Regions from separate parts of the Mus musculus genome. Here region 1 is linked to region 2. Evidence: chromatin contacts called from ENCODE Hi-C or POLR2A ChIA-PET data. All regions are on one chromosome and are shown on one strand. Each heading gives the region's core, a stretch centred on a gene start or an enhancer-like site at or near the end of the contact. The rest is flanking DNA. Distances are from core to core; before and after follow the strand shown.

What was found. A loop is a pair of places that touch in the nucleus more often than their neighbours do. ChIA-PET counts read pairs that join two places held with the same protein, here RNA polymerase II (POLR2A).
Region 1: a map of heart shows a loop between it and region 2 (4-fold over the local background). The contact joins the promoter of Fut10 here to the promoter of Tti2 in region 2. A Hi-C loop is called at or near these places in 2 of 37 maps with a recorded cell type or tissue (both heart). POLR2A ChIA-PET finds 5 or more read pairs at or near these places in 4 of 5 experiments (Patski and embryonic stem cell).

Annotation. Positions count from the first base shown.
Region 1 is chr8:31,184,454-31,189,820 of GRCm38, forward strand. Fut10 (fucosyltransferase 10) reads left to right here and starts at 2,878. Exons shown (of 5, transcript NM_001012517.5): 1 at 2,878-3,009.
Region 2 is chr8:31,146,804-31,152,144 of GRCm38, forward strand. Tti2 (TELO2 interacting protein 2) reads left to right here and starts at 3,513. Exons shown (of 7, transcript NM_144927.3): 1 at 3,513-4,696. The coding sequence starts at 4,047. It overlaps Snord13 (small nucleolar RNA, C/D box 13), which reads right to left and starts at 3,155; the gene lies at 3,058-3,155.

The DNA.
Region 1 (5,367 bases), core at 1,628-4,127, 37 kb after region 2:
TGCCACTCTCTGAGCCAAGCATATACAAACCATTCCATAACAACAACAAAAAAAATCCAGTGAGTTCAGTTTGTTTTGGCCATCTACTGCAAGCATGGGTCTGCCATTGTGTGGTTAGTAAATAACCCAGGAAAATAGTATGAATTATGCTGATCCCTGTCTAGCTTCAAATGAATGAGACTCAAACTATGATTTATTTATTAGGCTCTGTGCAATTACTGGGGGATGACCGACCCCTCATCTATTTTCTAATGCTAGTTTGGCTACTTCCCCAACTGTGCTCCCCAAATACTTGCTGTCTGAATCTTCCTGGGTGATTCCTGCTCCAGCAGCCTGGTGTCCCGGGAGGCATTTCACTAGGGGCCTTAGTACTGCTCCATCATGGATAGTGGAGATTCATTCTCTCTCTCTCCTCTCTTTCTCTCTTCAGCACTTAATTTCAGTCCCTATAAACCCAAGCTGGGTGCATTTTTTACTATGTGAAATGTAAAACAAAAGAAACACAACACAACACAACACTGTGAGGCTCCTGTCTCTGCAGCCTCTTCATTTTAAACCTCATTGGACAGAAGCGGGGTACATACCTCCCCCGACAAAATTCTCTATCTAGATTTGTGATGTATTACCTTGGGCATGCCAAGCTGCTGTGGAGTAGGGACGACATGCTTATCATCTTCTGGCTTTTTGTTTAACTGAAAAGACCTGCCATGTACAAAGGGTCTTCTAACCTCACCCCTGGCTCTTTTCCTGGCTGGAGATCCTGGAGAACAGATTAGGTTTATTTATAGTCTGACACATTTTGGAACTTGTTTTTTCCCCTAGTTTTAATAAGTTCTATCTGCCTGCACCCCCCCCCCCAAGGCTAAAGGATACCATTGGGTGCAGTTACAGTTCGGTCTCAGATCTAGCGGGTATAAAAGTTCAGTGTACAGGAAGTTGCTAGAGGGGAGAGTTTTAGTGCATACTTCATAACGGCATGAAGCCTCATGAATATTCTACAGCCTGTTACAACAGTTTTCTCTCTTTTTGTCCTAGTATGCTTTCTGATGTTCTGATAAAACAACAAGAGCAAAAACAACTTGGGGAGGAGAGGTTTTTATCACCTTACAGTTGATAGTCCATTAGAAGAGAAGTTAGGGCAGGAACTTGAGACAGGACCTAAAGGAAAAGCCATGAGAGAACTCTGCTTCCTGGCTTCCTCTTCTGGCTACCTTTCTGGTACTTCCCAGGACTAACTTCTTAGACATGGTGTGTGGCACATCCCACAGTATACTGGGCCTTTCCAAATCAGTCTTTAGCCAAGAAAATGTCGCCCCGGCCCATACTTGTTTACAGGTCAATATGATGGAGACATCTTCTTAGTTAAGGTTCACCCTTCCAATTGAATCTAGTTTGTGCCAAGTTGGCCAACAAACAAACAAACAAAACCAACCAGTATACTTTCAAAAGTAGTTTAGAAGTGTCCCTCTGTGTAGCCCAGGCTAGCCTCGAACTCATTAGCCTTCTATCTCACTCTACTTGAGTGCTGGGATTGTAGGCATGCCTCAAAACAACCGGGTCCAACTTCTTATTACTTTAATAATAATAATAATAATAATAATAATAATAATAATAATAATAAAACCCCTTCAAATTTGAGATTCCTGTTAGAGTAAAGCACATTCTTTAGGCCTGGGTACGGGAACTGCTTAGCACAATGCCTGTGGATTTAATACTCAGCACTATAGACAGCAAATATTATAAGGTCATTTCTCAGCTGCACAAATTTTGTTTTCCTAAGGATCAGTCACACACTTTCTGACTGTCCACCTTTCAGCCTCAGGAACGACCGATGAGTCTGTATTGAGAGAGCTTACAGTAACTAATTTGGGTAAATAAATGCAGTATTACTGTTGTTCTTTTCTCCAGCCATTGTGCACCACATTGTCCCAAGGTCAGGTCAGTGTCACAGTGCCACAGTGGCTTTGTCCAAAAAAAAAAAAAAAAAAAAAAGCAAGCAAACAAACAAAAACCAATAACCAATAATTCCACTCCCCCAAAGAAACCAAGACAGCTCACTTCAAGCCAGGCAGTGCATTCCTTTAATCCCAGCACTACTCAGGAGACTGAGATAGAAGGATAAAGAGTTGAGGACCAGCCTGGGCTACATAGTGAGATACTATATAAAATAAAGGCAAGGGCATTCTGAGTTGGAGGCCAGCTACAGAGAGGGCTTCAGAACAGCCAGGGCTACATTGTCATGAAACCCTGTCTCAAGAAACTGTCTCAAAACTCCCAACTCAACCAACCAACCAAATAAAAAATTGAAATCAATCTCAGATGCTGTTTTTCTCCACTTAGCCGTGGCTAACATACCTGTTATGATCTGAATATGTACACTGATAGTATTTGGAACTGGGTGCCCCTACATTTGCATGAGAGGTCGAATCTCATTAGTGAGGTCTGACTTAGTCACCAAGGTATCCCAGCCCCATGGTCACCGGGAAGTTGCAGCAGACAAGCCAGTCTAAGACACTGAGACCAAAGCAATCCCCTGCTGGGAGCCTTGGTTTAACAAAATTGGGAATTGACTTTGTGCTTCATTCCTCCTGGCTCGTGAGCGTAGTCTCCTATGACTTAAAAGGACATCAGTACCCTTCCTTTCAAGAGGGGCTCTTATAGAGTACTTTCCAGAATTTCCAGGACCTGATGCGTTCCTGAGCCAATAGCCGGGAGAGGTACCAATAAGGGGCTGTCCAAAGTGTTTTGAAGCCGGGACCGCTAGCTTTTAAACACCGCATCCACGAAAACGTGGATCTAGGATCTCGCAGGCTGACTTCGGCGGGATGATCCGGGAGCTGCGCCTGCCATTCCATCGAGTCTTCTCCGGGTCTTCGCAAGAGCTCAGGCGCGTAAATAGAAAGTGAGGACTCTGGGGAGTGGGTAGAGCGTCCCGCATCCCCCCGAGGATTGTTGGAGGATTGTTGAGGTACAGTGCTGGGGACTTGTTTTGCTGCCCTGATGCCTAAGGTGAGTCTCCTGCTGCCGGTGGAGACTGGGGCGCTGTGCAGAAGCGGAGTGTAAGACGAGACACTTTGCTGGGCCCTGGCGGAGCATCTGACTCCGCTGGGAGGAGGTGGGGGTGGGATCCTAGAAACCCTAAGCACGGCTTTCTGGAACCAGAAACTGGGGCGCAAGCCTATCTGGCCGCTGAGAGCACAGCAGGGAGCACGTGGTCCCGGAGCCCTGGGCTCGTGGAACCGGGAGGAGCGCGGTACCCCGAGGGTCTGATTTAGCGCAGAGCTGGGGCAGCAACTCTGCTTCCTTCCCAAGGCCCCAGGCAAAAGTCTCAAGGCCCTGCTGTGCTGAGAATTGCGGCTCGCACCTGGGTGCTGCTCCCTTGAAACACTTGTTGATTGAACTTGTGCCCAGCGAGTAGCAGTTTTGACTTTCCTGAGGTGGATACATTGTGCATTTAGTAGATACTTTGGAAGAGACTCCGGAAGAACGGGTTTTGATTATCCACACACAAGTCTTAGGCTTTTTGCACCCAATTAGGATACTCAAAATACGACTCATTTCGTATTACAAGATACAGATATTGTGATTTTAAAATGACATTTGATTGGGATTTTCCAGGATTCATTAACTGATAGGACATCTTACAGAAAATGTCTTTTTCTTAACATAACAGCTCTAATAGATTACCTCCTAAGCACTGATATGATGCCCTGAAACAGCGCTTAGAATAATTGATGAAGACTGACTTGTTTTGTGCAGTGCATCCAACTCGGATAGGTTCAATTTGGAATAAGGCTAGCTGATGCTCAGGACCGTAATGCCTTCAAATTCAGCCTTCCTTCCTTCAGATGAGATGCACCACTTCTCGCACGGGCTTGCTGAAGAGATTATACTACAAACTAGAATCTTGCTTCCCTTTGCTCCATGATACTCTCAGATGGCGTTCTTTTCAGGTAGGGCCTGACTTGGTTTCTGCATCGAATAATCAACCCCATTGTTGAACACTGAGTGTTCCAGCTAGCAACAAACGGAATACTCAGTTTCAGGGTTAGAGCTGCCTCTCAAATGCTTTCCAAGATGTCTGTAGTGCTCCACTGCTGTTAGGTCTCAAACCTGTGATAAAGGACTAACAGAGGTCCCTATTAACATATCAAAGTGTAGCTTGGCAGTCATGTTCTCCCAGCATCTCTCAGTCCCTACAAGTTACAGGGTCCTCCTGGCTGGCATACCCAGCCTTCTACCCTAAACTTCTCCGGTGAGCAGTCCTTCCCTCCGTTGCTCTGCCCTATATAACTCTGTCATTTTGGCTATGACAGCGCCCCCCCCACCATTTTTGGCTCTTGGTCTCCTGGCCCTCCCTTTTCTTGCTTCCCCACCCCCTCCCGTGGCCTGCCTCAGTCTACTGGTCATATCCACTCTGGACTCTCTCAGCTGTCCCTGCCTTGGGCTATGCTCTCCCTCATATCTACTGTGCACACTATCACCTCTCCAGTAAACCTTCTCCTCCACCATACTTCTTCCTGTCTGTCTCTCTGTCTCTCTGTCTTTCTCTCCTTCCTTTCTCTCTCTCTCTCTCTCTCTCTCTCTCTTTCTTTCTTTCTTTCTTTCTTTTCTTTCTTTCTTTCTTTCTTTCTTTCTTTCTTTCTTTCTTTCTTTCTTTCTTTCTTTCCTTCCTTCCTTCTTTCTTCCGTTCTCTCGTTCTTTCTTATTCAATGGCCTGTATTTCTAGCGCTCATTCTGGAAACCAAGGCAAGAGAAGGTGATTTAGAGGCCAGCTTAGGCTATGTAGCCAGACCCTGCCTTAGAAAAGAAAAAAGCAGCAAAATAGAAAACAGAAACCTGTCTTTTGCTTCTAAGCCAAAGGCAATGCATCAAATGACCAAAAAGGTGTGTCAAAATTCTGAGGTTGTAATAACTCATCTGCTGGCTTCCTGCTAGATGGCAGTGTCTAACAGTGAACCAGAGCCTCCATTGGTACTGCGTTACTGCTCATCCTGCATTCTTCAAGGACAAAAATAAAGCAGCTTTCATGTGTTTTTCTTATAAACAGCATTCAGAAAACCCTTCCTTAGGATCATACTTAGGAAATAACGGAAAAGATGATAATTTGGCCAATGTTACTCATGTATATATAAATCTGGCATAGCACAAAAACCTTCCCAGACTATATTTAAGTGCTTTTATATGTAGGTGGGATTGTCCCAAGAAACACAGCATTTTACTCTCATCATTCTACACCAGACACCCTCTCCGATGAGTTCATGTTTGTACACTTGGTCCCTAGCTGGTGGCGCTGTGTGGGGAAGTTGTAGAACCTCTAGGATGTGGGGCCTGGGTGATGGAAGTAGGCCCCCAGGAAGAGACCAT
Region 2 (5,341 bases), core at 2,263-4,762:
CCTTAATTATCAGCCATCCTCCGTTTCCTTCTCCCATCTCCTAGCAACCACTGGTCCATGTCATGCCTTGATTGGTATGCATATTCTGGGTATTTCGTGTCAGTAGAATCATATAGCATGTGCCTTTGTCACTGGTTTATTTATTTTGCCTTGAAGGTTCTTCCATTGTGTCATATGCATCAGAATGTCACTTATAGCTGAGGGTGTTGTTCAGTATGTGCTCAGCATGGGTAAACTCAGCACACATTCAATTCCCAGCACCAAGCACTCTCACCAAACAGCATGGAAGAAACCAAGATCTTTCATTAATTATATCTAAGTAAACTCCCATCGTGTGTTTCTTTCACCCTTCCTTCACTGTGCTAGCTTTTGTTATCATAACAAGATATCTGGGTAGTTAACTGATGAAGAAAAGGGGTTTGCTTCACAGCTTCTAGAACATTGGGCCTGTGGCCCATCATCCAAGGATTCCACAGCAGTATGGTCACTTACGTCATAGGCTTGTTTGGATATGAACTCTAACCCCAAAGGCCCATATGTTAAAGGCTTAGACTCTACTTGTGGCACCACAACAACATGGTAGAAGCTTTAGAAGTAAGGCCAAAAGTAAAGGATTTACATCAACAGAGGGCTGTGTTCAAAGGAGACACTAGAAATCTGGTCCTAGTCAAATCCCCTGTTCCTCTCACTCTGCCCCCTCCCCGTGTGTGTGTGTGTGTTTGTCTGTCTGTTTGTCTGTCTGTCTGTCTTTGACTTTCTTCCCAGATGCAGCATTTTCTGTTTCTTTTCCCCCACCGTGATCTACTGTGTTACCACCAGCACAAAGACAGGGAACACCTGAGACCACAAGCCAAACTAATCTTTCCCTCTTTTTAGGAATAGTCTCAAGTATTTGTCTCGGTAATGCATGACTGGTAGGCAAAACCTGCATAGCTCACAGTTTTGGTATCTCCCAACAGGCCCACCTCAGGGACCCCCTTTGATATGGTCATTAGGGTAATGTAAGCTACAGATAGCATTTATCTCTTTTTCTGTGAACTGATCCCACTGCCTAAGAAGATTGTGGCTGTGAACATCCATGTTCAAGTTTTCGTACTGGTACAAGAATTTAGTCCTCTTGGCTATACATCAATGAAGACAGTTGTTAAATCTGGTTCAGCTCTGTGTTGACCCTGTTTACTTTGCAGAGAAACTGTCAGACTGTCCTGCAGCAGCTGCACCGCCTCATGCGGGGCGGCATTGCGTACCGTCTCCCCAAATCCTTGGCCAAGCATTTTCAGTGCCACTCTAGGGAATGCGACTTGACAATTCATTCACTTATTCATTCTTTATTTATTTTGAGTCTCATGTGACCCGACTAGCCTTGTACTTCTGACCCTGCTGCCTTGACCTCACCAGTGCTAGGTGTACAGGCACATACCCTATCCCCAGTCTCCTGTCCTGCTGGAGGTTCTAGTCCATTGCCTGTGCAAACACACTCCCAACTGAGCCATGTTACTGTTTAGCCCAGGCTGGCCTGGATCTTCCTGCTTTAGCCTCCTTCAAGTTGGTATTATAGTCATGCGCTACCACACCTGATTTTCTCTTAAAAATAATTATGTAAGGGTTTCACATGATTTCCGAGTTAAAGCGATAAAAGTACACATAGAGAGATCTTGCTTCTATTCCTTCATTCTGTTATTTCCTGACACATAATTGTTTATACATGTTATTTACCTTCCATTTCTACTTTAACACACAAGGAAATGCATATATCTTACTCTCTATCTTTCCTTCTTTCTTACAAGAGAGCATCTATCTACCCTTCCTCCCCTCTGCTCCTTCCACCTATCTATATTCCCAGAGTTCCATGGTGTTACACAGAGACTGCTTTTTCTCCCTCACTGCAGCTGCACCAAGCTGCATTGTGTGGACGCAGCTCCATGTAGCTGCATTGTGTGGGTGGTCAATCCAGCCTGTCCTCTGTGCGTGGACATGGGCATTCAGGATACATTTGTTGCCTTGACTAAATTGTGCCAGGCACTAGATAGAAGTAAAGGCATGGCTGGCTCGGGCTTTGGGAAACCCAGCGAGAGATCTCAACAATACAGAGCACTCCTCAAGTCTGAAAGGCGTCTGGATCCACTGGACACAAAGGGCACATGCTACAGAAAAGAAACGTCCCACACAGTACAGACACAATAACCTCTTATTGACTGGCCTCAAGCTGCTTTTGTTAAGGGAAGGTTTCTCTTGGAAGTGGTTAGCAGTGATTGATCAGAGTGCCACCAATTGGTCAGAGTGGGAAAAGCCAGAAGAAAGAGGTTCCGAGTTAGAATTCTAATCACCAGATTTTCTTGGAAAGAAGAAATGTAAATTAATGTTGGTGCTGTTGCATAACAATGGGAACTAACACCTCTATGAACTTTATGCTGATCAGATATTGTTCCCGGCATTTATGTACATTAAAAATTGTCCCAACAGTCCTAAGAGATGGGGACCAGTAATTATCTACATTTGTTTCCCCAATACAGAAATTAAGACATAGAGATCTGAGCTATTGCCGTTTGCAAGAGGTCACACAGAGAAGTGAAGGGGGGAAAAAAAGCCACACAGGCATCACTGGTAGTGTAGTGGCAAATAGTGTAACACTAAGAAGAGCATGTCTTGGAGTGGAAAGATGGTTCAGTTAAGAACATGCCATGGCTAACAAACTCCAGAAATTCAAGTTCAGAGAACTGGACACTGTTTTCTGGCTTCCGCGGGGACCAGGGGGGGCACCAGGTACACATATACGCATGTGAACAAAGCATTTATACACATCAGAGTAATAACTTAATAAAACAATTTTTCTTAGAAAGAAGTGAATTGTACCAGAGCGACTTGTAAGAAGCATAACTCTGTCACTTTCAGTTTCTCTTAGGAATGGAATGTACTTTAGTAATAATGTATTAGTCCCAGGTACCCTGGACACTTTCCACTACCTAACCAGTAATCCTACCTGACTGAACCAAGAAGTAAAAAACAGGGCATAACTCTAATCTACACAAGAACCAGAAGTGGAGGATCCTCCTAAGTTCATGTCAGACGGGTAATGTGCCCACGTCGTAACAAGGTTTATGGGCGGCACATGTCACGCAATGGCGTGAACACCCAATCATCACGCTTTATGAACCAGAAAGGATCGGCCTTACTGTTAGCTTGCGAAGTATCGAGTAAGTCTCACCAGTTTTTCAAAGAGGGTGACTAATATGCTGCCGCTCTATTTAGCTTTTGCACACAAAATCTAGTACAATTTCAAACTGTTACTAGGATTTTGCGAGAATTCTCTTGTTTCTAGCCTAGCAGATGAAATCAGGAACAAACTTAATGAGCGAACGCTTAGTTATGCAAATATATCCTTCATGCTCCACCTTTTACCCCTTCCTTCTCTGACGGACTGTTTGTTGCTTTCTGGTCGCGAGTCGTAAAAAGAAGCGTTGCGGCTCCGCTGGCGGAAGTTAGTTTTGCTTTACGGCTACAATGCTCTCCAGGGCCGGAAGTTGCGGAATACAGCTACCGTACTGGAAGAGCGCTTGGTTTCGGGAGCCTTTTTGGTGTCACGGTTCAGTAGTTTGTCTTTAAAATTAACTGTTTTTTTTTTCTTTTTTGAGTTTTCGGAAAGACAAATTTCGCTACGTGTTAGGAGCTTGAGGCTCTCCTATTTTTTTTTCGAGACAGGGTTTCTCTGTGTATCCCTGGCTGTCCTGGAACTCACTCTGTAGACCAGGCTGGCCTCGAACTCAGAAATCTGCCTGCCTCTGCCTCCTGAAGCGTGCGCCACCACTGCCCGGCTTGAGGCTCTCTTCTTACAGCCACTTTACTGGGTGGATTGACACTCGATCCTTGCGTCAAGACAGTGAGACATCTCGCCTTTTAGCTGTGCCTGGTTTTAGTTCTGTTCGTTGGGGGACACCGAGCCCCGGACGACCTTCCCTCCGAGACTCCAGACACCATCCCCATTTGGTCTCTGTCCCCCCCCGGGGGGGGCGGGGGGGGCGAGCCCAGCCCCTCCGGTGCGACTAGGAATGAAGCTGGACAGTGCCGAAGAGAAGTCGGGGGTCGGCTGCTCCCTGCCTGCAGAGGGCTCTCCCCCGGCCCTCGAACCAGCCTTCTCCAAGATTCTGAACCGTCTCAGCCGCCCAAAGTCATCAGGACAGGGCGGCGCAAGAAATGCGGCTCTTAAAGACCTCGGCGCTTTAATAGAAGCCGCCGAAGGTGACAGATTCTTTGAGGGGAGTGGGAGTGGGGGATCCCTCCGGGGGATGCCCGAGATCCTGGGGCAGGTGGTGAGAGCCCTGGAGAAGTTCGCAGCACCCGAGGAGAAGGCAGATGGGGTCGAAGAGCATCCCGAAGTGCCCGAGAAGGCGACTGAAGTTGGCTCACTGTTTCTAAAGCTGTTGGGGAAGGTTGAAGCTGCCAAGAGTTCTCCCGACTGCCCTGCGTGGAAGACAGGCCTCCGTCACATGTCAGGACCCGTGTATATTTTTGCCATCACTCACAGATTGAAGCAGCCATGGACCAGTCCAGCATCTCAGCATGTTGCTGGTGAGGTGCTGTCTTTATTGCTTAGAGTTACTGAGTGCAGTTCTGTGGCAGGATTCCTATGCGGAGAAAATGAAGACGATCGAGGGAGATTTGCTGTGGTCTTGGGGCTTCTTAAGCCCCATTTGAATAAGTGAGTAATGCTCTTTTCACTATTATCAGACAGATAGGGGTGCTGAGATAATAGATTTCTTAAGGACCGGAACGGTTGTGGCTTACTAGAGACGAGGAAATCATATAGCAGCAAATTCAAGATTAGAACTGAAGTCATCAAATTCCATTTTCTCCACCAAATGACTGCCTTGGAAAACTGGAAATTCTGACAATAGATATGGAAGATTCTGTCCCATTTATATGGAATCGAGTATCTTATGCTAAGTACCCATGGGTATTTGGAGAAGACCCAGTCTTTCAGCATGAATTTAAATACAGGGACTTCTAACTTGTTCATAATTATTGGATAAAGTGATTATAAGGAATAATAATTGGGATGAAACTGAAAACGATTTGTAGTACGTGGTCTGAACTAGATTGCTATCAGCGTTTTGTTTTGTTTTTCAGCTAGGTCTTAATTTTATCTATTTATATTTTATTCACTTATTTTGAGATATGGTCTCACTGTGTACCCTTGGCTGGCCTGGAACTTTTACGTAGACCAGGCTGGCATGGAACTAACAGAGGTTTTTCTGCCTCTGATCTCTGTGGGTGTTACCACACCTGCCCAAGGCAGGTTGTTTTAAAAAGATTTTATTGGGCTGGAGAGAGGGTTCAGTGGTTA